Linked DNA regions of Homo sapiens: regions 1 and 3 are each linked to region 2. A link is an interaction called in ENCODE POLR2A ChIA-PET data of the cell type or tissue named here. Cell type or tissue: Caco-2. All regions are shown on one strand.

Region 1 (8,000 bases), 440 kb before region 2:
TAATTAGGAGATCATTGTTGATCATGTGAAACTATTTCTGTGGGGAATTTGAATAATAGAAATGGTGTGACCCCTACACTTTTTTTTTTTAGACCTTGGCCTTGCAGAGAGGCTAGATAAACTTGAAAGACCGTATCAGGATTCATAGCATTAATGAAGGGTTATCCTTGGAGAGGAAAACAAGTATACTAAGGAATATTTGTAGAAAATGGAGAAATTCAGAGAGCTGTCTTCCTCTGTCAGCCAAAAGTTTCTCAGCAGCAGGGGTTGATTTACTCAGCAGTGTGTTTAGTGCCTGACCTGTAGTAAGTAATTAGTAAATATTTGCTGAATGATCGAGCCTAATAAAAGAGTTGAAGAATTTTGTTCATCCCAAGTCTAAAGTGTAGCTTCAGAATTTAGCCACTTCTGGAGCTTAAGATTTACTTTTCTTCTCTGTCATTAAAAATTAAACATGTAGTCAAAAAATTAACCTTCTAAAGGCATTTAAAAAATTCTTTTAGAATAAGCTCTGCTTTATAATATAGTCTATGTTTTTCATAGTACTGCACATTCCTAAGGTTTACTACTTTGTCTTTTATAGTGTACTTTTTAAAATTTATTTTTTGTAGAGACAGGGTCTCACTGTGTTGCCCAGTTGGATCTTGAACTCCTGATTTCAAGTGATCCTCCCACCTCAGCCTCCCATGCCTATTGGGATTACAGGCATGAGACACCACATCTGGCCCTTTTATAGTGTATTTTAAGTTCTGCTTTGGTTATCTCTTTTTGAAACTTTGCAAATGTTAAAGATTTTATTTGAATTTTGTTAGTTATAAAGTTGAAACATTTTATTTTATTATTAATTTTGAGACAGAGTCTCACTTTTTCACCCAGGCTGGAGTGCAGCAGCACAATCACAGCCCGCTGCAGCCTTGACCTCCTGGGTTCAAGCAATCCTCCCACACACCACTAAGCCCTGCTAATTTTTTATATTTTTTGTAGTGGCGGGTTTTCACCATGTTGTCAATCTGGTCTCAAACTTCTGAGCTCAAGTGATCCGCCTGCCTCAGCCTCACAAAGTGCTGGGATTACAGGCATGAGCCACTGTGCTCGGCTGAAACATTTTAATAAGAGCAGTTAACCATACCTTTTCAACAGGAATTGATTTGGGAACTCTGCCTATCTCTTTTTAAAGATGTGAAAACTTACTTATTCGTTATTGCTAAGTTTGTGATAAGTATCCTATAAGCCACTCCATTTGTAGTGAAACTAATTCTTTCATTCTCTATGTAATACTTTAATTTCTGTAATCTAAGATCAGAAACACTCATAATCAAGTTAATGTATCCTAATTGTTCACTTTGATAACACAACACATTTTCTATACATTTTCTTCATGTTAGAGTCAAGAGAATATGAGTCTAAAATGTAATTTTTTTGCAAAAAATATGACTCCTAAGGTTTTTTTTTACATTTCTTCTTTGTGTATTAAAGTTTTTATTTCTGTTCCATAGATATATATGTGACATATAAAATAAATTAGAAAGAGAAGATATACAATACTATGTAAAGTGACTACATTTTTCTTTTAGGCTGGGATATGAAGAACAACAGCCTGAGGTTCCAATTCTTTATCATGATGTAACATCCCTTTTGCTCATCCAGATCTTAATGATGCCACAACCCTTACGCAAAGGTATGTCTTTATAATTCAGATTCTTTGATTATATACTATGTATTTTGAATATTCTAGAGATTATAGAGACAAATAGGCTGGGTGTGGTGGCTCATGCTTGTAATCCCCGCACTTTAGGAGGCTGAGGTGGGTGGATTGCTTGAGCACAGGAGCTCGAGACCAGCCTGGGCTATTAATATAGTGAGATGCTGTCTCAAAAAGAGAAAGAGAAGTAAATACAGCAGTAAGTATGATGGATACTTTTTGTGGTAATAACAGACATTGTTTTTTCTATTATTAGCAAATAGTAATCGTATCTAAAAAATGACAATGAAAAAGTGTTTTTTAAAATTCTTGTGGGTCTGTTCAGCTTTTTAGTCACTAAGAGGTAAAGACATGGGAAAACATTCTGAAAATGGTTTAAAAAATTGAAGTGATGATACAAATGAAAATTCGAAAAATAGAGCAAACTCTCAGCCTTAGTGCCTTTATCTATGTGCATACATATTTTGATATAGTAGTAATTGTAGAGTTATTAAAAATAGTCTCATCATTTTAAGTTAGTGTTAATATCATAACATTATTATATTAACAGCATCAGTATTATATTAGCAACATTTTAATTATTGCTCCTTGGTCTTTGTAGCTTTCACTTGAAGACAACATTTAAAATATTCAATCAGATAATTAACATCTTCTGTATTAGAAAACTAGTTTTTATTTTGTTTAACTATTACAAGTTACAGTAGAATGAACATCTATGGGTGTATAAAAGTCTTGTTCCTGGGGAAGACATTGTTTATACAAACTCCAGCTTGATCTTTGATAAATCCTTTTACCTAAGGGTGTGAAATAATCATTTAAAAATACATAGGCAAATTATGATATTTCATGCAAATTATGACATTCTGTAAAAAGTAAAACAATATCATTGATAAGCATAATATACTAGCACTGTGTGCTTCAATTAATATTTTTTAATCATGAAATTCACATAAAATAAAACTTACCATTTAAACAATTTAAAGTATACAACTGAAGTGCCATTTAGTACTGTCACAGTATTGTGTGATCATCACCATTCACACCATTAGTTAGTTCCAGAACATTTTCATCAGCCCCAAAGGAAACTCTGTGCCTATTAAGCAGTCATTTTCTTATTTTCTCCTTCTCCCAACCCCTGGAAACCACTAATCTGATTTCCTGTCTTCATGGATTTGCCTATACTGGATATTTTGTATTAATGATATTATACATTACGTTGCATTTTGTGTCTGGCTTCCTTCACTTAGCATGTTTTCAAGGTTTATCCATGTTATGGCATGTATCATTACTTCATTTATCTCGATGGCTTGGTAGTATTCCATTGTATGGATATACAACATGGTTTATCCACTTGTCAGTTGATGGACATTTGGGTTATTACCGCCTTTTGGCTATTGTGAATAGTGCTGCCATGAACATTCATATAGAAGTTTTTGTTTGAGGCCAAGTGTGATGGATCACTTGAGACCAGGAGCTCATGACCAGCCTGGCCAACATGGTGAAACCCCGTCTCTACTAAAAATACAAAAATTAGCCTGGCATGGTGGCATGCACCTGTAACCCCAGCTACTTGGGAGGCTGAGGCATGAGAACCACTTGAGCCCAGGAGGTGGAGGTTGCAGTGAGCTGAGATTGCGCCACTGCACTCTAGCCTGGGTGACAGAATGATACTCTGCCTCAAAAAAAAAAAAAAAAAAAAGTTTTTGAACACTTTTTTTTTTTTGTGGGGGATGTATAGCTAGAAGTGGAATTGCTGGATCATATGGTAATTCTGTTTAACTTCTTCAGGTAATTATATATTTAACTGCAAAACTTCAGATATTTTTGAATGTTACTTTTTTGGGGGGTTAGACTGTGTCTGCTAATTTAATCATTTGTGTTTATAGAGTTTAAAAACCTGTTAAGTAGTCTTATTAAAATTAATCTCTTTGTAAAATTAGTTTCAAATTCTTTAGGCTTTTTGTGTCACTTTGGTTAGTTTTTCTTAATCTAGGGAAACAGTTGCCTTGGATCATGCTGGTTTACTCCTGATTGTGCTCTTCTAATTATATTAGTAGTATTACGTTTTGAAATATTTTAAAAATTACTTTATGTCTTCAAAATATTTAAGTGTGTTAAATATACCTTTTACTTATGAGTTATTACATAAACCTGAAAAGGTAAAAGAGAAGGAAACTTGACATAGAGAAGATTGTCTCTCTGTCACTATTTAATCTATATTAATCAATATTTAATCTAAAGAGAAAAATATTTTAGTTAAGAGTAAAGGACCTGTTGTGTCAGTGTCTGAGAGCTGTAGCTGGTGCATCACCCTCGTTGTCAGAAGTTACTGTTGGCACTGGCTTTCAACAGAAGACGAAGTTCATGCTCAAAGAGGATGCAATACATGAAATTAACCAAACTTACTGAATTTAATTCAGTAGAAACAGAGTTTAAAAACTATATCATAAAGTGAGTCAAGAAAATTGATCTTAGTAATGGTTAAATAAATAGAATAAATTCAGGAAATCATCAATGTAAAAATGTATAATATTGTTAATAATCATGCCTTAAAGTAATATCATTAAAGAAGAGTTTCTTGGACAAATTTAATAAGCAAATTCAATAAATTCATTGCTTGATTCAGTTCAAGAAATACTTAATAAGTACCTACTGTGTACCAGGTTGCTATGCTTCTTTGCCAAGTGCTGGACACACAAAGATGACCAAAACATGTACTTCACCCTTGGGGAGCCAAATAGCTAGGTATTTAGCAGTCATTAAATTTACCTGTAGTTAGAATTGCTTTTAAAACTTGTGCTTTATATTATTTCTTAAAATTTTACAATAATTCAAGATTGGATTATCTTGATATTAGATTATACTGCTGTCGAACACATTGTGTAATATTTTGCTAGCTGTCATTGTGGTGATGAATTCCTCTTAGAATTTAGGGTCAGAGAAAAAAATGCCATTCCTTATTAATTTTTTTAGTCTTTCACACTTTGAGAACTGGATAGAGGCCTTTAATTCCTAGGAAGTTCAGAGCTTAATTACATTAATTTTCCACAGAGGTTTTTTTTGAGGGGAGGTGGAGAGTTGGGGAGATAAGGAGTTATTAATATAAATTTTTCTTCTCCACTCCCTTTTGATGTAAGAGTTAATAGTGGTCTTTATTGGGACAGTGTTATTATAAACTATTTTTATTGTAAGAATATGTATTTGTGTAACTGTTTAAGTTATTGTTTGTTATTAGAAGAGAAAAGCAGAGGAAGGAAATTTTACTGTTTAGACTTACTAGAACGTTAAATGCTTCCCATGGTTTTATCTGAAAAATAGATGGATGCAGAAACCTAGCTATATACCTCTTAAATCTTTTAATGCTTAGCATTGTTTTCAGGTTGAAAGACCTTTTTATGCCAATTATCTCATCAGAAGCTCAAATTAAATATATTAAAGACAAGTTTTTTTCTTTGATCTCTTATGTCCTTGCATCTTATGTTTCATAATACCCATCACATCACTGGCCTCTAAAGAATAAACTCGGAAGTAACTTCTGACATCACTGTTTTCAGGTATTCATATTTAGTTCTTTATGTACAAGGGGAAAGAAGATTTATAACTTAGGATCAGATTTGGCTATATAATATAAAGAAGAAACCAAATTAACACAGTAGCTTAAATAAGATACTACTTGTTTTTCTTTCATGTAGAAAGAAGTGTGAAAGTAGGCAGGCCGGACACTTCTACTTCACAGCACCAGATTCTTTATGGTATGGCCCTCATCTCCCTGTGCCAAGGTAGCTGCTAAGAGTTCTAGCCATCACAGTCTAGTTTAAGGCAGCAGGATGAGAGTTAAGAGAGGAACTTCACCTTCTTTTTTAAGAAGCCCTCTTAGATGATTCACACAAAATTTACAATTATTATCTCCTTAGATGATTCACACAAAATTTACAATTATTATCTCTCAGGCTAAAATTCTTTCTTATTTTTGAGCCTCCAGGGTTTAAGACATAAAATCATCATCCTTTATAGGGAGTGTATTAGTTCATTTTCATGCTGATAATAAAGACACATCTGAGACTGGGCAATTTAAAAAAGAAAGAGGTTTAATGGACTCACAGTTCCATATGGCTGGGAGGTCTCACAATCATGGCAGAAGGCAAAAGGCACGTCTTACATGGTAGCAGACAAGAGAAGAGAATGATAGCCAAGTGAAAGGGGTTTCCCTGCATGAAACCATTAGATCTCATGAGACTTATTCACTACCATGAGAACAGGATGCGGGAACCACCCCCATGATTCAGTTATCTCCCACTGGGTCCCTCCCACAACACGAGGGAGTTAAAATTATGGGAGTTAAAATTCAAGATGAGATTTGGGTGGGGAGACAATCAGACTGTATCAGGGAGGGTCAGTTACCCAGGTTTGGATCATGTTGCTGTTCTTGAGGAGCTTCACAAATCTGTTCTTAACCATGCTGTATAGAATACAGACTCCCAAGATTCTATAGAGCATTTGGGACCAGTGATTATAGAATATCCCTGCTTCCAAGATCCCATAAGCAGGGCCCAGAAAAGAGAGCTTGAATCCTGCTTATTATTTTCCATTGACTTGAAGAAAGAAAATATCTCAGTTTTGCTTTGTTATAAACCAAGGGCTTAAAAAACTATTTATTTACAAGCATACATAACAGTAAAGAGCAGAGTTTCATGAACCCCCATATCAACTCATGGCCAGTCTTGTTTCATTTATACCCTCACTTATTCCCTCCTCCCTCCCACCTGTGGTTATTTTGAAGCGAATTCCAGACCACATATCATTTTATCTCTATAGTCTTCAGTATGTATCTCTAAAAGATAAGGATTCTTAAAATAATTTTAAAAAATCGTGAACACAATTAAAAATGAACAGTTATGCCTAAATATCAGTAAATATCCCATCAGTGTTCAAATTCCATAGTTGCTTCTTGTAAATTTTTTTTTTTTTTTTTTTTTTTGGAGACAGTTTCTCTCTCGCCTAGGCTGGAATGCAGTGGCACGATCTCAGCTCACTGCAACCTCTGCCTCCTGGGTTCAAGCGATTCCCCTGCCTCAGCTTCCCAAGTAGCTAGGATTACAGGCGCCTGCTACCACACCTGGCTAATTTTTGTATTTTTAGTAGAGACAGGGTTTCACCATGTTGGCCAGACTGGTCTGAATATCCTGACCTTGTGATCCACCTGCCTCGGCCTCCTAAACTGCTGAGACTACAAGTGTGAGCCACTGTGCCCAGCCTGTAAATTATTTTTAAATATTATTTGGTTTATTTGGCTTAGGATCCAAAAAAGATCCATACATTGGATTTGGTTGTTATAGTTCTTTTAAATCTGTGGGTTGCCTCCCTCCTCCTACCTCCTTGCATTTTATTTGTTGAAGAATCTGAGTCTTTTTCCCTTTAGAACTTACCATAGTCTCTATTTTGCTACTTGTACCCCCAACAATATCATATAATAACATGATCTTCTGTCCCTGTGTGTGTCCTACAGACTGGCAGATAGATTTAGATGGAATCAGTTTCTTATTTCTTTTTACAAAAATACTTCATGGATAATGTTAAATACTTTTTTATCAGGAGATATAATTTCCAGTTGTTCCTCTTTATGTGACAGTAGAAGCTATTGATTATTCTCTAGATTTATTCCTTAATTATTTCATTTCTTAAGTGGAATTCATAAAACTAAAATTTTTTCCTATTTTTCCTATTTGTTTACACATTGGTAAAGTTGATATAGGAAAGGCAGGTTAAATGCTTGATTTTGTACCAGTTTTCAGAAAAATGACTTTTTTTTTTAGCATTCTCCAAAGATGATTGCTTTTTTCCCAGTATTATGAATTCTTGGATTTTAATATATTTAGTGTCCTTCAGTCCCATAGTAAAATAATAACTGTTTAAATACTTCAGGTTGGCTTGTATCCTATTGATGTAACCCCAACAGTCTTTGATAGCCTCTTCAGACCAAAGCTTTATTTTTTTTATTTTTTGGGGAGACAGTCTTGTTCTGTTGCCCAGGCTGGAGTACAGTGGTACAGTCATAACTCACTGCAGCCTTGACCTCCTGGGCTCAAGCAGTCCTCCTGCCTCAGACTCCCCATGTAGTTGGGACCACAGGTGCACACCACCACATTTGGCTAATTTTATTTTTTGTAGAGACGGTGGCGGTGTCGGGGGGGGGGTCTCACTTTGTTGCCCAGGCTGGTCTCGAACTCTGGGCTCAAGGAATCCACCTGCCTTGGCCTCCCAAGGTGCTGGAATTACAGGCATGAGCCACTGTGCTGGC
Region 2 (8,000 bases):
GTTTTTCCCACAACAGTGTGTTTGCAGTTTTAAGCCTACAACACATCCTTTAACTCTCGCAAAGTGAACTGAATATCATCAGTTAACATTGTGAAAAGTTCACCTATGAGGACATGGTCCACCATATTCCCTTATTAAGCCCTAAGGTTAGTGCCTACTCACAGGATAGCGTTTAGAGAAATCAGCAGCACAGAAGAACCCAGACATCTCGAGAAAGGCTGAATGTCAAACTTCAATTTTCAATGAGTAAAAGCTTCTGCTTTTTTCTCTGGGTAGACAACAGTGAATAAGGAATAAGAAAACACAAATCCTCCAGGACATCATTAGACTTCTTTTCTTTTCACCTGTAGCTACATAGATGAGAGTCTGATATAAACAGATCTTAATGTGTCATCCAGGTAAGCTAGTACATCTGCAGCAAAGTGAACAGCATCCTCAATACCCTGGAAATTGCTGGGTGCAGTGGCTCGCGCCTGTAACCCCAGGAGGCCAAGGTGGGTGGATCACTTGAGCCCAGTCATTCGAGACCTGCCTTGGCAACTTGGCAAAACCCTAAAATACAAAAATGAGCAGAGTGTGGTCTGGCACATGCCTGTGGTCCTAGCTACTTGGTAGCTGAGGTGAGAGGATCGCTTGAGCCTCAGAGGTCAAGGCTGCAGTGAGCTGTGATTGTGCCACTGCACTCCAGCCTGGGTGACAGAGTGAGATGTTTCAAAAAAAAATTTAAAAATTTTTAAAAAGTAAAGAAGAATATTCCATGAAAATTAACTTACATGGTGTAAGGAACCTGTTAAGACATAATTAGGGAGGATGACAGCTTCAACATTGTGAGTAAAATATATTTCATGCTTGTATGAAGTCTCCACATCTACCTTCTAGGGGCAGGAGTGGCATGGTGGCTTCTCTGGGAGGGTCTTTAACATTGCTCTCCTTGCATACTATCGTTTCCATCAGCTTTTCTTTGTTTAGTTGAGAGGGTGAGTTGCTACCTGCTTCCCAACTGTGTGTGTTGGTGCCTTTTAGGTAGTTTATGTATTAGAGTATTAGGGAGGTGAAACTTTGAATGACTTCTTTTCTCTCTTAATCCTTACATTACGAATGTTATAACCTTGGTGATATGGTTTGGCTGTGTCCTCACCCAAGTCTCATCTTGAATTCCCATGTGTTGTGGGAGGAATGCAATGGGAGGTAATTGAATCATGGGGGCACATCTTTCCCTTGTTGTTGTAGTGATAGTGAATAAGTCTCAGGAGATCTGATGGTTTTAAAAAGGGGAGTTTTCCTGCACAAGTTCTCTCTCTTTTTTTTTTTTTTGAGACAGGGTCTCACTCTGTCACCCAGGCTGGAGTGCAGCGGAGCAATCTCTGCTCACTGCAACCTCTCCCTCCAGATTCAAGTGATTCTCCTGCCTCAGCCTCTCGAGTAGCTGGGATTACAGGTGCGCACCACCATGCCTAACTAATTTTTGTGTTTTTAGTAGAGACGGGGTTTCACCATGTTGGCCAGGCTGGTCTTGAACTCCTGACTTCAGGTGATCTGCCTGCCTTGGCCTCCCAGAGTGCTGGGATTACAGGCATGAGCCACAGTGCCCGGCCCAAGCTCTCTCTTTGCCTGCCGCCATCCACGTAAAATGTGACTTGCTCCTCCTTGCCTTCTGCCATGATTCTGAGGCCTCCCCAGCCATGTGGAACTGTAAGTTCAATTAAACCTCTTTCTTTTGTAAATTGCCCAGTCTCAGGTATGTCTTTATCAGCAATGTGAAAACAAACTAATACACTTGGTTAGTGCAGTAAACAAAAAACTTTCTTAAAATGCCTTTTACAATATCACTGAAAGACTCTAAGAGATGGCTTGATCCAACTTTCTCATTTACAGATCTGTATTTACAGATCTTATTTACAGAGTCTGAGGCAATAGAGGTAAAATCACTTCCCCAAGGTATCTCTAGGAATAGGCAATATCAGTCTTTCCAGAATATTATAGGCTAAAGAGAACTTCTGTGACCACCTCTACTTATTCTTATGGGGCAGGATGGGTTCAAATTGGCATTGTGGGCTGAGGACCCTTTCTTAGTTGCCTAAGGCAATTGGGACAAAATCCCAAAACTAATTGTTTTAAGCCCTGCCTTTTTCATGGAGCCCATGCTGCTGGCAGCAGCTTTTCACATAGTCAATTAGAAAAATCATTTCTGTAGTTGATAGCTCTGTAGATTTAGCCAGGAATCTGTAGTGGTGGTTTGAAAAAGTGGATGCAAGAATTAATATTCATTTCACTGTTCTCCAAAACACTGAATGGTGGCAGAATAATAAGCCCAGGCTATCTTTTCTGATTTTCCAAATGTTCTGTGTTATAAGCAACCTCATGAATTAGTTCAGTTGTAGGAAAGAAGAAATAATAAAGGAAAACAAGAGAAAAGACATTATGAAGGCATTAAATAATATCTGGACATTTGGATTTGCTTGCCCAGCTTACTCTGGAAATCAGTGGCTGAATTAAAACTCCTTGCTTGGGGATTCTTTTTTTTTTTTTTTTTTTTTTTTTTTTTGAGACGGAGTCTAGCTCTGTCGCCCAGGCTGGAGTGCAGTGGCGCGATCTCGGCTCACTGCAAGCTCCGCCTCCCGGGTTCACGCCATTCTCCTGCCTCAGCCTCCCGAATAGCTGGGACTACAGGCGCCCGCTACCACGCCCGGCTAATTTTTTGTATTTTTAGTAGAGACGGGGTTTCACCGTGTTAGCCAGGATGGTCTCGATCTCCTGACCTCGTGATCCGCCTGCCTCGGCCTCCCAAGGATTCTTTAAAACAAATATCAGTGGGGCTAACTTATGTTAGATAATAACAATGAAGCAGCAAAAAGAAAAAGCAATGAAGAAAATAACAAAATGGAGAAAAAGAGGAAAGAGAATGTGAGGAAACCTCCTGGCATGGGGATGGCAAATACATGGGTATGAGCACAGCTTCACTCTTCAACCCTAGCTGCAGACCTGGCTCTTCAGTCAAGGCATGTTTTCTTCACAGCCTCGATGTGGCCTTGGAATCCCTCCCAACATGGTGCTCTAGGAGAACACTACCCAGTCCATCAGCTGAGCAGTTGTCCTCTTAGCCGTGACTGGTACAGCATGCTCTAGTTACTTACAGTAAATATCTGCCTACCCCTGAGCACGATGGTTTAGGGATGACTTACAGAAAAGATTGCTAACTATGTTTCTTCACATGTTTGGGTAGGAGAAGAGAAAAATAGATTTTTCTTAAAGGGAAGAAGAGAGAGATGGACATTTATTGAGAACCTACTGATGGTGGGCTTCATGCTAGGGTTTTACGTATATCATCTCACTTAACACTGGTAGTAGTCCCCCAGATAGATGGTATTTATTCTGGTTTTACAAATGAGGAAACTAGCTCAAAGTTACACAGAGAGTATGTGGATGATGGAGTCAGGATGTGAAATGCCCATCCTCAAAATAAATAAATTGAGGTGGTTGAACACATCTGAATATTCATTGTGAAATCAATCTGTAGAGTTCAATCAGAAAAAAATGCATTAATAAATTTTCTAATTGTAAATAATCAGTTTAAACTTAAGCTTTTATTACAAATTAATTTGAGTAAATCCAGCCTCAATTTCCAATTCCCAGTGTCATTGTGATTTTTCCTCTTTAGGGGCCTCTCATTTAAAGTTTATGAGGAGGCAGCAGTAGCAGTATCAGAAACATTTATTAAGCACCTGTTGTATGCTAAGTGCTATCTATAGTGAGTAATACTGCATTAGAAGGAATCTATAATTTCAGGACTTTTTCTTTCTAATAGCACAGATTAGTGCAATTTCTTAACCCAAGGCCCAAATTTAGGAGTCTAAGGATATAATGAATATATGGCTTTTTTTTAGGCAGCAGATGGTGGCCAGCTGTTCTGTCTCTTTACTCAAGGCCAAACATGAAGGGAAAAAATTAAAGTAACAGGGATTATGGTAAATATAAGATAGAACTTAATCTAAATCTGAATTTTTATACACACAAAGGGGAATGGGCAATTGGGGGTAATTATCAGATTATCCAAGCCAAAATAGTTCTGCTACCTCCATTATCTACATAAGAGAAAATTATTTATATGGATTGAATTGTTCAGATAATTGTCTAGTATTTTGGGTTTCTGAGTAGACAGTCTGGGTGGTCATTGATATACATTGAGGGTCCTTCAAGGAATATTTTAAAATGGGAAAAGCGTTTATTTCTTTGCCATATGACTGGGGGCGTTTCTACTTAGATGCAAGTAATATTGATCAAATTTGTATAGTCACGATTCTTTGACCAGGATTTGGGCCCATTACAATAAAACCATAACAATTTTTACCCAATGTTTGAAGTCAATTTTTAATTGTAAAAATAATGTATGAACACCCTTTCCTCTAAAATTTTTAAGTATCACATATAAAGCTAAAATTTCTTTTCCATATCCCTAATTCCATTTCCCAGCATCTGCCCAATGATGCCCCCTCTCTAAAGTAGCTTTAGTAGTTTTATCCTTTCAGAACACACACACACACACACACACACACACACACACAGAGAGAGAGAGAGAGAGAGAGAGCGAGTGAGTTAGAGGAAGAGGAATTTGGACTTTAGCTTGTGAACCACACTTTTTATACCATTTGCCAACTGCTTTTCTACTTATACATGTTAGAGATAAAACCATGTTGTTCCATAGCTCTAACAAAATTCCTTTCAACCCCCTCATTGACATTCATGATATTTATTTAGCCGTTCCTCTACTGGTGGATACTAAGATTATTTCCAGTTGTTTGCTAGCAGTGCTCAATAAACAATCCTAAATATTAAACATGTGTGAGGATTTCTTTAGGGGAGATTCTGAGCAGTTGACCTTTTCCAAGAGAAAATGATGTGCTCCAGAGACTCCGTAAGTCATTTGGGCCTAACAAAGAGAAAAGATGATGGAGATACTTGGGAGCCAGTTTCTTTGCTTATATAAACTCTGTCACTGGAAACAAGTCACTTAATTTCCCTGGGATTCTATTTCTGTAAATCACTGATTCTCCAACCTTCTCACACAACAGAAGCTCCTGGAAGGCTAGCTAAAATGCAGATTGGTGGGCCTCATCCCCAGAGTTTCTGATTCAGTGAGAAAGAAAGAGGGAGAGAGAGAGAGAGAGAAGAGAGAATTTGCATTTCTAATAAGTTTCCAGGTCATGCTGCAGCTGCTGATGAGGACACTACACTGACAGCCACTGTTCTAGGTGTATGTTGGGGAGACTATCCTGTGGAAGAGATCATAGTTGAGGTTTTAAAGCCCCTAATAGATTATCTAGGGATATTTTAGGAGGCTTCCAACTTATTATCCAAACATAAGACAATAACTCAAGATTTATCACAGTAACAGTATCAGATCAATGATAAACATCTATTTTAAAAATCACAGAATCCATTCTTTTTTTTTTTTTTTTTTTTTTGAGATGTAGTTTCGCTCTTGTTGCCCAGGCTGGAGTGCAATGGCGCAATCTTGGCTCACCACAACCTCCACCTCCCAGGTTCAAGCAATTCTCTTGCCTCAGCCTCCCAAGTAGCTGGGATTACAGGCATACACCACCACGCCTGACTAATTTTGTATTTTTAGTAGAGACGGGGTTTCTCCATGTTGAGGCTGGTCTCGAACTCCTGACCTCAGGTGATCCGCCCGCCTCGGCCTCCCAGAGTGCTGGGATTACAGGCGTGAGCCACCGTGCCTGGCTTAGAATCCATTCTTTTTAACCAAGAGAGAAGTCAACCTAGAATCTTTGTTAGAAGGAATCTTGAAGGGTCATCCAGTCCAACTACCTGGCTAGGCTTTCATCAGTAGCATTCTTGACCTCATCAACTAGCGTCCCATTGAATAGATTCAGTGTTTATGAATTCACTCCCCAGCTCCTGAAGTAGCCCATTCCCTGTGTCGAGATGTCTGATCACCATCATGTCCTTCATAACCCTGACCATAGGAAACCATCCTTCAGAAGCTTCTAAGCATCTACCCCGGTTCTACCCTCAAGGCTTTACTGAACAAATCATTTCCCTTCTCCACTTGATGGCAGTCAATTATCATGTTCCCCTAAGTCAATGGTTCTCAAACTTTAGTACTCAATATCACTGTAGGAGTTTATTAAAATATAGACTCCCAAGGTCCAGCCCCAGAGATTCTGATTCTATGTCTGGAGTGTGGCCCAGGAATCCACATCTTTCATTGTATCTCCAGGTGATTCTGATGCAGGTGGTCTGCACATGACTGTTTCAGAGACCCTGCTAAGTCTTTTTGTTTTTAAGCTCCACGTTCCCAGCCTCTTCATCAGTTTCTCATACGACATGGCTTGAGTTTCATCACTATCTTGGTTGCTTAAGGCTGCCTGCCAAAATATACCCCTAAAGTATACTCATTGACCTTCCCACACTGATTTTTTATTCTTATCCTTATCCAAAATGATGTCCTTCATATTTCTGTTTATGTTTGTCTTCCCTACTAGAATATAAAGCTTCATGAGGGCAGGGAAATTGTGTGCTTTGCTTACTCGTGTCATTCAGCACTTCTGCCCATGCCTGATACATCAGTAGATCCTACGTCAAGTTTTATTTAATGGAGATGAAAAACCAATTTGATTTACAAAGTGGTGAATGGTGACAACATGGTTATACCAAAGCCCTAAAACTCTACAGAGTGAATGATCCATTCTAAAAGAAGGAATTTGTTTAAAGTCTTTATAAATAAAAAAATGTTTCAGTCTGTGTAATTAGCCTTGAGATAAATTTTCACATTGACTTAGGGCTGTGCAGATCTCCAAGCCGGGTGCAGATGTTTTATATGCCTTTGAGTGCAAAACTCAATTGGAGGGATGAATCAAAGCAGAGCTCATTCATTCTAGGTTAGGATTTCAAAGCCATCTTTAAAACATACAAATCCTTCCCCAGTGTAAAAATGCAGGAGCAGAATGACCAAAATGAGAGGTGCAAATAAAAAATGTAGGCCATCTCCCACGCTAATACAATTTTTATCTAAAATGGTGATTCTTCTTTCTCCTCTCCCTTCCATGAGTAAGAGTAACCAAGGGGAAAAAAATAGAGAAATAAAATTCATTGTTCATTGTGAGAGAACATCATTGAAAACAAAAGGAAAAATCCAGCCTCTTTAATCAAGGAAATTCAAATTAAAACCACAATTCAACACCATGTTATGCCTATTTTGGCAGTAACCAATAAGTCTGTTAATTCCATAGAGTGTCATAGTTAGAGAGCAATGGGACTCTCATATTCTAGTGGTAAGGATGTAAATTAGTGTAATCTCTTTGGGAAATAGTTTGACTTTCTTGATAAAGTCCAACATGAACATATTCCACGAATATTTTCCACTTCAAAGATTATAAGTAGAAAAGTAGCAGTGGTTTTATTTATTTATTTATTTATTTTATTCATTTATTTTTTTTAGCCTACTAGGTAGGCCTTTTAGGATTGCTTGGTAGCATTGGGTCTACCCAGGTATGAAGACTGCCTACCTCAAAAGTTGCCCATTTGTGTGTGTGCCTTTGTGTCAAACCTGGATCTATAGCGTAGATTTTTGTACTTCTTTCTTTCCCTTGTTAAAAAAAAATGTTCAGAAGAAGATAAAATCATGACTGGCATACAGAAATAAAGATGAATGTGTTAAAAAGAATTTATTTTATTCATACGTTATGAGGGAACTAGGCAGATGTTATAATCAGTTCAAAGGAAGAGTCAAAGTAGCATAGCTTATATGAAATAAAAGAATGTTGGGATGAATTGCAAATGGAAATAAAACTGGTTTTCTGCAGTGGGTAGGAAGTCAATTAGAATCATTATCAGGCTGGACAGAATTTACATATCTATTTATCAGTTGGAATTTAGAAAGAGTTGCAAAATGGCTCAAAGGGGATAACAGGACTCTAATAATCTGATAACTCAGGAAGTTATTTTAAAGACAATGTATATAGCTTTCTACTGAAACAGAA
Region 3 (8,000 bases), 160 kb after region 2:
TGCCTCTGGCACCATGTTTTATCTTTTCATATATTATCTGTCATTCTCACTACAACCCTACAAGGAAGGGTCATCATTCCCAAGTGAAGGCCTCTAATAAGTGCTGAGGTGGTTATCATACTCCAGTTTTTCTGACTTCAGATTCCCACCCCAACACACGTTTCTCAAAGTGTGGGACATGGGCCACTAGTGGTCACCAAGTTGACTCTTGATGACGTATGGATGTGGCATTAAATAACATAATTCTTTTACATAATTTCTTATGTAAAATAAAGTTACTTTTTTCAATTCTCAATTTAAATCCTCCAGATTACTTTAAGGAGAAAGTCTTAATGGTGCTAGTATGTCTTAAATTCCTCTCACATTTACTCATCTCTCTTTTTAACAAGCCTTTTAAGAAACCCAGAACCTTCTATAGGAAATGGAATCTAGCACAAGTGTGATGATACCATTTCACTTTCACCGTATTTACTATATAGTTCACTTCTATATATGGCAAATGACACTGGTTTTCCATTTACAGTGGCGAATAAAGTTCCAGTTTTAAAGACATGTATTTAAGCAAAAAAAAAAATCAGTTGAATTTTAAAAATATTAAATAGTAGTACAGGTGAATAAAGTAAAAAATGCCTAAGAGGTAGATACGTGACAAAAGTTTGAGAAATATTCCCCTACAACATGCTAATTTTTAAAACAGGCATACCCACACCTGTTAGCCAACGGGACTGCTCATCTACCATCCTACTCCAATAGACTGGCAACAACCTGTTCCGTCCACTTTACATCCACTCACGACCTGTGAACTTTGCTGCTGTTTCCAACTGAAGAGGAATCCTGAAACACAAATGGTGAATAAACTGGGAGGGTAGGGAACATTCAGCCTTTTCAAATAATCAATGGCATGCAAATAGAAACACAAATGAGGTGTTATTTTTGCACCTATTAAATTGTCAGACTTTTTCTTAAGAACCATCTCATGCTGGTGAGGACCTGCTTAAATGGGTAATATAGGTATAGGTGGCAGAAGTGTATTTTGCTGCACAATTTCTGGATGGCGATTGAAAAAAACAAATCATAAGTTTTTAAAATATGCATACCTTTGGCCAGTAATTCTTCTTTTAGAAATTTATCCTAAGGAATAAGGAACATTTGTCAAACACCAAACTATGAGTATGTTCCTCAAAGCACTGTTATTATAGAAAAACATTGGAAACAACTTCTGTGACCAAAATAGGAAATTATATAAATTAATCATGATTCATCCATAAAATGAAATACCATGCAAGCATTAGAAGTGATACCATTTAAGCTATCTCTGGAAGACAGATATCTCTGGAAACTTGTCTCAGCAGTTACTACTATTGTGGGAATGAGATTGGGTGTGGAAAAAAGACAAACTTTTCACTGCTTAACTTATTTGAACATTAGGTTCATTTATTACCTTTTCAAAAAGTAACTCTAAAAGAAACATACTATTTTAAAAGTTGCCTAATAGAATGGAAATATTTATGACTTTATTGTTAAGTGGGGGGGGGGGGGGAGGGGCGGGGAGCCATAACCCAAATTAAATGAATGAATGAATTTTTTAGTTAAAAAAAAAAGAATACATATTCCTGTAAAGATATTGAAAGGACAGTAATAAAAAATACTAAGGAACTTTGTTTTTAGAGACTGATTTCATCTACCTCTTTGAAACGCCTCTGGACAGTTTCCCCAGAGGTATCCCAGGATACGAAAGACCCTCTTCCTATTGGAAGCCTGGACAAAAACATCCCAATTAACCGTCTGAGAACCAAAGAATAGGCCACATAGATGGAAGAGATCTTAATAAGAATGGTGAATAGTCAGTATTCACTCATTCACTCATTCATTCATTCATTCTTCATTCATTCGTCATTTGTTGAGAGTGTGCCAGGCTCTGAGCTATTGGTTTCAGGGGAAGTTATTGCCACCTCCTTAACTAATAAGTAGAAAATTCCACATAGACAATTTATAACTCCAGCATCTTCCACAGGCACTAATTTAGCTCAGGGATGTTTTCTTTGTAGCAGTTTTGCAATTTTGAAGAAGATTGTTCATGACATAACATGGCAAGTGGGAAAATTTGTAGCTTTCCTTTCATCTTAAAAAGCAGGATCTGAATTACATGCACCCCAGGAGAAAATCTCTCTTTCTGGTTGTGTGTGTATGTGTTTTACAAAAGCCCACTGAATTCCTTAGTTCCTCCTGAAGTTAGACTTGGTGAAGTGAAAACTTATGAAAATGTCTCAGCAAAAGTACAAGCATCATAATAGAGGCCATGACCTAGGCCCTGGGATTTTGAATCAAGAATCTTGAGTTATAGCTTAGGGACCTAAGCTCCTTGAGCCTCAGACCTCTCAGATATAAAAGCAAGGAGCCAGACCACAGAGAATTTTCCTCCATGACATGACTTAAATTTGGAAATCTGAGCTACCAGGGCATACTTCCCTGTCTCCAATAACCTGAGGATCTGTTAGGCTCTGAGCATTCCTGAAATAGTCCATGCCTCAAGGCATATTAGGGACAAGGGGATTACAATACATTTCTTCATTTTTAAGGTGATGTAGATTATTGGTAGACTTTCTGCTGATATGGTTCTTATTGGGAAGGAAAGATTTAATATGGTCAAGCACAATGGTTCTTAACCTTGACTACACAGTAGAACCACCCAAAGAGATTTGAAAAAAAAAAAAATCCATGTCCAGGCTTTGACCCGGGCATTAGTATTTTAAAAGTTGAACAACTGGTATCATGTTAAAAAATACTCTCAGTTGGACTTCAAAAACCTGAATTCTCATTTGGGCTTTGCCTCTAACTGTATAATCTCTTAGTCTCACTATGCCTCTGTTATCTCTTTAGGGTTATTTGGCCTTGCTAAAATGAGATGAAGTAAACAAAAAGTACTTTGCAAAACAAGAGTTGCTATATAAAAATGAAATGGTTAGGGGAAGAGACAGAGAGCCAGAAAAGACAGGTCATGTCTTCAGAAGCTATTTCATGGGAGTATCCACTGGAGTACCATGTGCATGGTCAACCCTCATTGAGAAGAAAGATTGTCTAGCTGACAGCTGGGTTATTGTCACCTGCAAATGCCCTGAGAACCTTGGTCAGAGGAGTGATGCACCTTTCTTTATGCACAGAGTTGGCAGAGCTCTGTAAATTAATTGCACAACTCTAATCCTATTTAAATGCCCCAGGGGTATAGCTTATAACCTCATATAGGATTTGCCATCTGTAAATCTAGAACACTGAACACTCTGTTTGCTTAAAGGGGATGTTTCATTTGGCAAATGAACCTGAGAACGCCTCATCCACAAAATGGCAATCAGATCAGCAATCACACAGCTCAGAAAGTATCCGTACCTGATGAAGGACCACAGGAGGGTGCCAGGGTCTATGGCTCTCCCAGGATATTCTCTCCCTTTCTTCCCAGGACCCCTGTGCGTTGCCTGCCCATTCCTCAGGAGCCAAGAACGCATTCTGCCCCACCAAGCTGGGGAATACGTGGGCTGCATGCTCCATCCTGCCCTTCCTTGCAGTTGTCCTTCACTTCCTTCAAGCTTGCTAGGAAATTTACCAGAACTGGCACATCTGTAGCAGGTGATGAAAATGGAAACATTAAGTTTTAGAGGACAGCGTAGGAGGGGGCATGTGTAGCCAAAATAGCTGCAACTCAGCAAGTCAAATGGAGTAGAAGAAGACATTTTCTTCTTCATCTCTGAAACCTTGGAAGACGACAAAAGCCTCATTTGTGACTTACAACTGTGCATGAATTAGGGTTGCCAGATTTAACAAATAGAAATGCAGTACACTCAGCTAGATTTGAATCTCAAATAACCAATCATTTTTTAATATGTCTTAAATATTTCATGGATGTAATAAAGAATTATTGGTTGTTTATCTGAAATTCAAATCTATCTAACTGTGTGTCTTTTTTTTTTTTCTTTTTTGAGATGAAGTCTCACTCTTGTCACCCAGGCTGGAGTGCAATGATGCGATCTCAGCTTACTGCAACCTTCACCTCCCAGGTTCAAATGATTCTCCTGCTTCAGCCTCCCCAATAGCTGGAATTACAGGTGCACACCACCACACACAGCTAATTTTTGTATTTTAAGTCAAGACAGGGTTTCACCTTGTTGGCCACGCTGGTTTTGAACTCCTGACCTCAGGCCATCAGCCCACCTCGGCCTCCCAAAGTGCTGGGATTACAGGCGTGAGCCACTGCTCCGAGCTGAGCCACCGCACCCAGCCATGTCCTCCATTTCATCTGGCAACTCTAGCTTGAGTATACTGGCATGTTCAATAAAGAGAAAAGAAAAATTAAATTTACAAACCAGTTGTTTGAATTTATGTGACAGATTGACTGAATTCAGCTATTTGTCTCTCACCAAGGGCTTGGGCACATGTGCAGCCACAGTGTGACAGTTTGGGATTAGGAAGTAAGGAGTAGGCATTTGCCAGTGCTCCTGAAATGCTATCCAGATTTCTTCCATTTTCTGACAGATTTAGCTCCAGTTTATTATAAAGTTCTATAACAATTCAGAAGAGAAAGATGTGTTAAAGTTCTCAAATATGAAATCAGAAGGTGCAGGGCAGGGGGTTGGGGGGAGGTGCAAAGATTCTTGAAAAGGAAAGAGACCTATGTTAAATGCAAACTGGTATTCATAACATAATATACCTTTAAAAGCCCAGTAAGGAGGTAGTTGCCAATGTACGACAAAGTGGGGAGTTTGGTTTGTCTCATGGGCATCTATGCGAGGTAGAAATAAGCCACTTTGAGAATATGAGCATTATGGTCCTCAAAGTAAAAACTCACATTCTAATGTGAATATTCAGGCCGGGGGCAGTGGCTCACGCCTGTAATCCCAACACTTTAGGAAGCCAAGGCAGGTGGATTGCTTGAGGTCAGGAGTTCGAGACCAGCCTGGCCAACATGGTGAAACCCCATCTCTACTAAAAATACAAAAAATTAGCCAGGCACAGTGGTGGGTGCCTGTAATCCCAGCTACTCAAGAGACTGAGGGAGGAGAATCGCTTGAACCCCGGTGGAGGTTGCAGTGAACTGAGATCGTGCCACTGCACTCCAGCCTGGGTGACAGAGCAAGGCTCCGTCTCAAAAAAAAAAAAAAAAAAAAAAAGTGAATGTTCAAACTTGAGTTGCCCAGTTTCTCTACATAAACTAATCAAACGAACTAGGTAACTATCCGATAACCATACTGTTTTATATCTTAATGCAAACTGACTGGCCCAAAATCCAAAAGACAGGGTTCAAGTTTTCACTCTGCCGCTTACAAATTTAGCCTTTTCTGGTTATACTTTCTTCATATATGCAAAGAACTAACAATTTTGGTACTATGTGCCTTATTGATTTTTTAGTATTTAAATTTTCAAGGGAAAAATCATGATAAACTTCTTAATGCATGTACAAGCATAGATTTAGTCAATGTGCTATATGTTATTTTGTATTTTACTTCTTTTTCCAAGTTTTGAATTTTCTTCTGTCAACATCATACACATTTATCGCCGCTTTGTCAGTGACTCAAGATATGAAACAATTTTTATATCTGAGTTAATTTCTTCTCGATTATTAAATATGTATCATGTTTCTAGCTTTTTTACTGCTATAAAAGTGTTATGGCTGGGCACGGTGGCTCATGCCTGTAATCCCAGCAATTAGGGAGGCTGAGGCAGGTGGATCACCTGAGGTCGGGAGTTCGAGACCAGCCTGACCAACATGGAGAAACCCCATCTCTACTAAAAATACAAAATTAGCCGGGCGTGGCGGCACATGCCTGTAATCCCAGCTACTAGGGAGGCTGAGGAAGGAGAATCGCTTGAACCTGGGAGGCGGAGGTTGCGGTGAGCCGAGATCACGCCATCGCACTCCAGCCTGGGCAAGAAGAGCGAAACTCTGTCTCAAAAAAAAAAAAAAAGTGTTATGTCTGTCTGTCTTCATACAAATTGGGTTTTTTTTCTTTTGGTTTACTTCATTGCAACGTATTCCTTGGAACAAGTTGCTTAGTTCTGGGGGTTTTTTTCTGGGTTTTTTTCTTTTTTTGGAGACCAAGCGTCACTCTATTACCCAGGCTGGAGTACAGAGGCGCGATCTCGGCTCACTGCAACCCCTGCCTCCTGAACTCAAGGGATCCTCCTTTCTCAGCCTCCGGAGTAGTTGGGACCATAGGTGCATGCCAACATGCCTGGCTAATTTTTTGTATTTTTTGTAGAGATGGCACTTCGCCATGTTGCCTGGGCTGCTCTCGAACTCCTGAGCTCAAGCAATCTGCCCGCCTAGGCCTCCCAAAGTGTTGGGATTACAGGCGTGAGCCACCGTGCCCAGCCAGCTCTGTTTATTGCCAAGTTGCACTTCAGGAGGCAGGGAACCTGTGGATTGTCCTGTTTCTCTGGGGCCCCTCCCACATTGTCTTTTAACCTTATGGTGTATGAATTAATAGAGAAGCAGTAACAATTGTTAAATTGAAGCTGTTCGTCAGGATAGTTCAACATTTTTCAGTATCTCGTTTTCTAACTATATTTCTCTGTCTCTCGCCTCAGCCTTTCCACATTACGGATGTAACTTTTATGGGTATATATCTTTCAATTGTTTTTATCTTTCTGTTGTACTTCCTTTCATCTTAGTTTTGTTACTGTCCATCATATGGAACGTTTTACTTTAATATAATTAAACGCATGCATGTCACTAACGTCTTCTTATACAGCTGAGATACTCCATTTCTTTCTAAAGTTTTTTGGAGAATGTTTAAAATTCTCAATATATAACTCATCTCGAATTTATTGTGGCCTGTGAGAATCAAGAAATGTATTGAGAAGAGTAAAGGATTTAGAATTTTAAAAACTAAACAATTTGAGTCCAACAGCACTAGCTTAAACGGCTTTAAAGAAGTCACTTAACATCTTAAAACAGTGTCCTCTACTAGATTGAAAACAGGGACTTTGTCTTATTTCTCTTCGTATTTTCCACAAAATCCAGCAAAGTACACTGTGTATAGGATAAATGTTAATATGTCTGTATTTAAGTTATATTTTTGCATATTGCCATTAAATTGTTCCAGTAGCATTTATTAAATAATGGTCTACTTCCCAACTATTTATTCGGTTGCTTACAATGGATCATTGTATCAGTGACACTCAGATTTCTTCCAATGGCAAAGCACCTGGAAGTTACAGCATTCTTTGCAGAACATTGTGAAATATGGAAAAATTAAACTTAAAATAATGAAAATTAAAATCTGATGCTAAATCAGATAACTAGCTTATACCAGATTCTAGTATAGTGTAGAAACCATAAGATTAGACACCAACAGTTGTTTTTAAGTAATGGGAGAAATATTAAAATTAAGAACATTCTATCCAATAACTTAATTCCTTATAAGAATCAGGAAAAAAATAAAAGCCAATGAAACAGCAAGTTCGTCAAGAACAAAAGTTGAAAATCATATCGTATATAAAGCATTACCAGTTGAGACAATATAAATAAAAACCTCTGATAAAATGTAAACACTATATAAATATGAAGTCCAGCTGAACTAGGCTGAACTCTAGTTGAACCCAAAAACTTCTTAAGATCAGTCTTTTGAGTTACCATGGACGGAATTCCTGCCGTATTAGAAAGTCTGAGGGAGAGTGGATGTCAGACCTCCAGAGCATACTTCACACCAGCAGCCGGACCTAAGGACACTTCTCTTCATTGATCTATAAATCAGAAAGGAGATGACACAAAAGGGACTCACAGCTTCACATTCTACCATATTGCAGAGTATGGACTTCACAAAGCAAACAAGGAGGAGGTATGTTGGAACCGTCAGAAAGAACCGCTGTGTTCTTTGTGTTCTGAGGACTTTGCCAGCACAACAGGCTAGATTCCTGTGCTCTGCACAGTGATCATGAAGAGGTGGATGAAAATGTCTGTTAAGGCTGTTGGACCTTCTGCAAGCAACATTGTTTTGCTATGCTAATTA

What was found. Peaks named below come from ENCODE experiments on the same cell type or tissue, not always from the same donor. Only the 100,000 strongest peaks of a DNase experiment are listed, where the experiment ranks them.
Region 1: POLR2A ChIA-PET joins it to region 2 with 10 read pairs; 2 of 35 experiments call an interaction of 5 or more read pairs at or near these places.
Region 3: POLR2A ChIA-PET joins it to region 2 with 12 read pairs; 2 of 35 experiments call an interaction of 5 or more read pairs at or near these places.

What each region holds. Positions count from the first base shown.
Region 1 is chr2:170,039,308-170,047,307 of GRCh38, forward strand. UBR3 (ubiquitin protein ligase E3 component n-recognin 3) reads left to right here. Exons shown (of 39, transcript NM_172070.4): 32 at 1,575-1,678. Among named protein-coding and RNA genes, the nearest start is that of MYO3B, 130 kb to the right of the region's middle. In Caco-2, no CTCF peak of the experiment used is centred here; no DNase peak of the experiment used is centred here.
Region 2 is chr2:170,480,860-170,488,859 of GRCh38, forward strand. The region is part of intron 25 of MYO3B (myosin IIIB); the gene reads left to right. Among named protein-coding and RNA genes, the nearest start is that of MYO3B-AS1, 130 kb to the left of the region's middle. In Caco-2, no CTCF peak of the experiment used is centred here; a DNase peak (open chromatin) is centred at 4,542.
Region 3 is chr2:170,640,333-170,648,332 of GRCh38, forward strand. The region is part of intron 32 of MYO3B (myosin IIIB); the gene reads left to right. LOC100130256 (a long non-coding RNA gene) reads right to left here. Exons shown (of 10, transcript NR_187629.1): 5 at 7,625-7,734; 6 at 4,154-4,311; 7 at 3,385-3,612; 8 at 1,098-1,131; 9 at 1-834. Among named protein-coding and RNA genes, the nearest start is that of LINC01124, 70 kb to the right of the region's middle. In Caco-2, no CTCF peak of the experiment used is centred here; no DNase peak of the experiment used is centred here.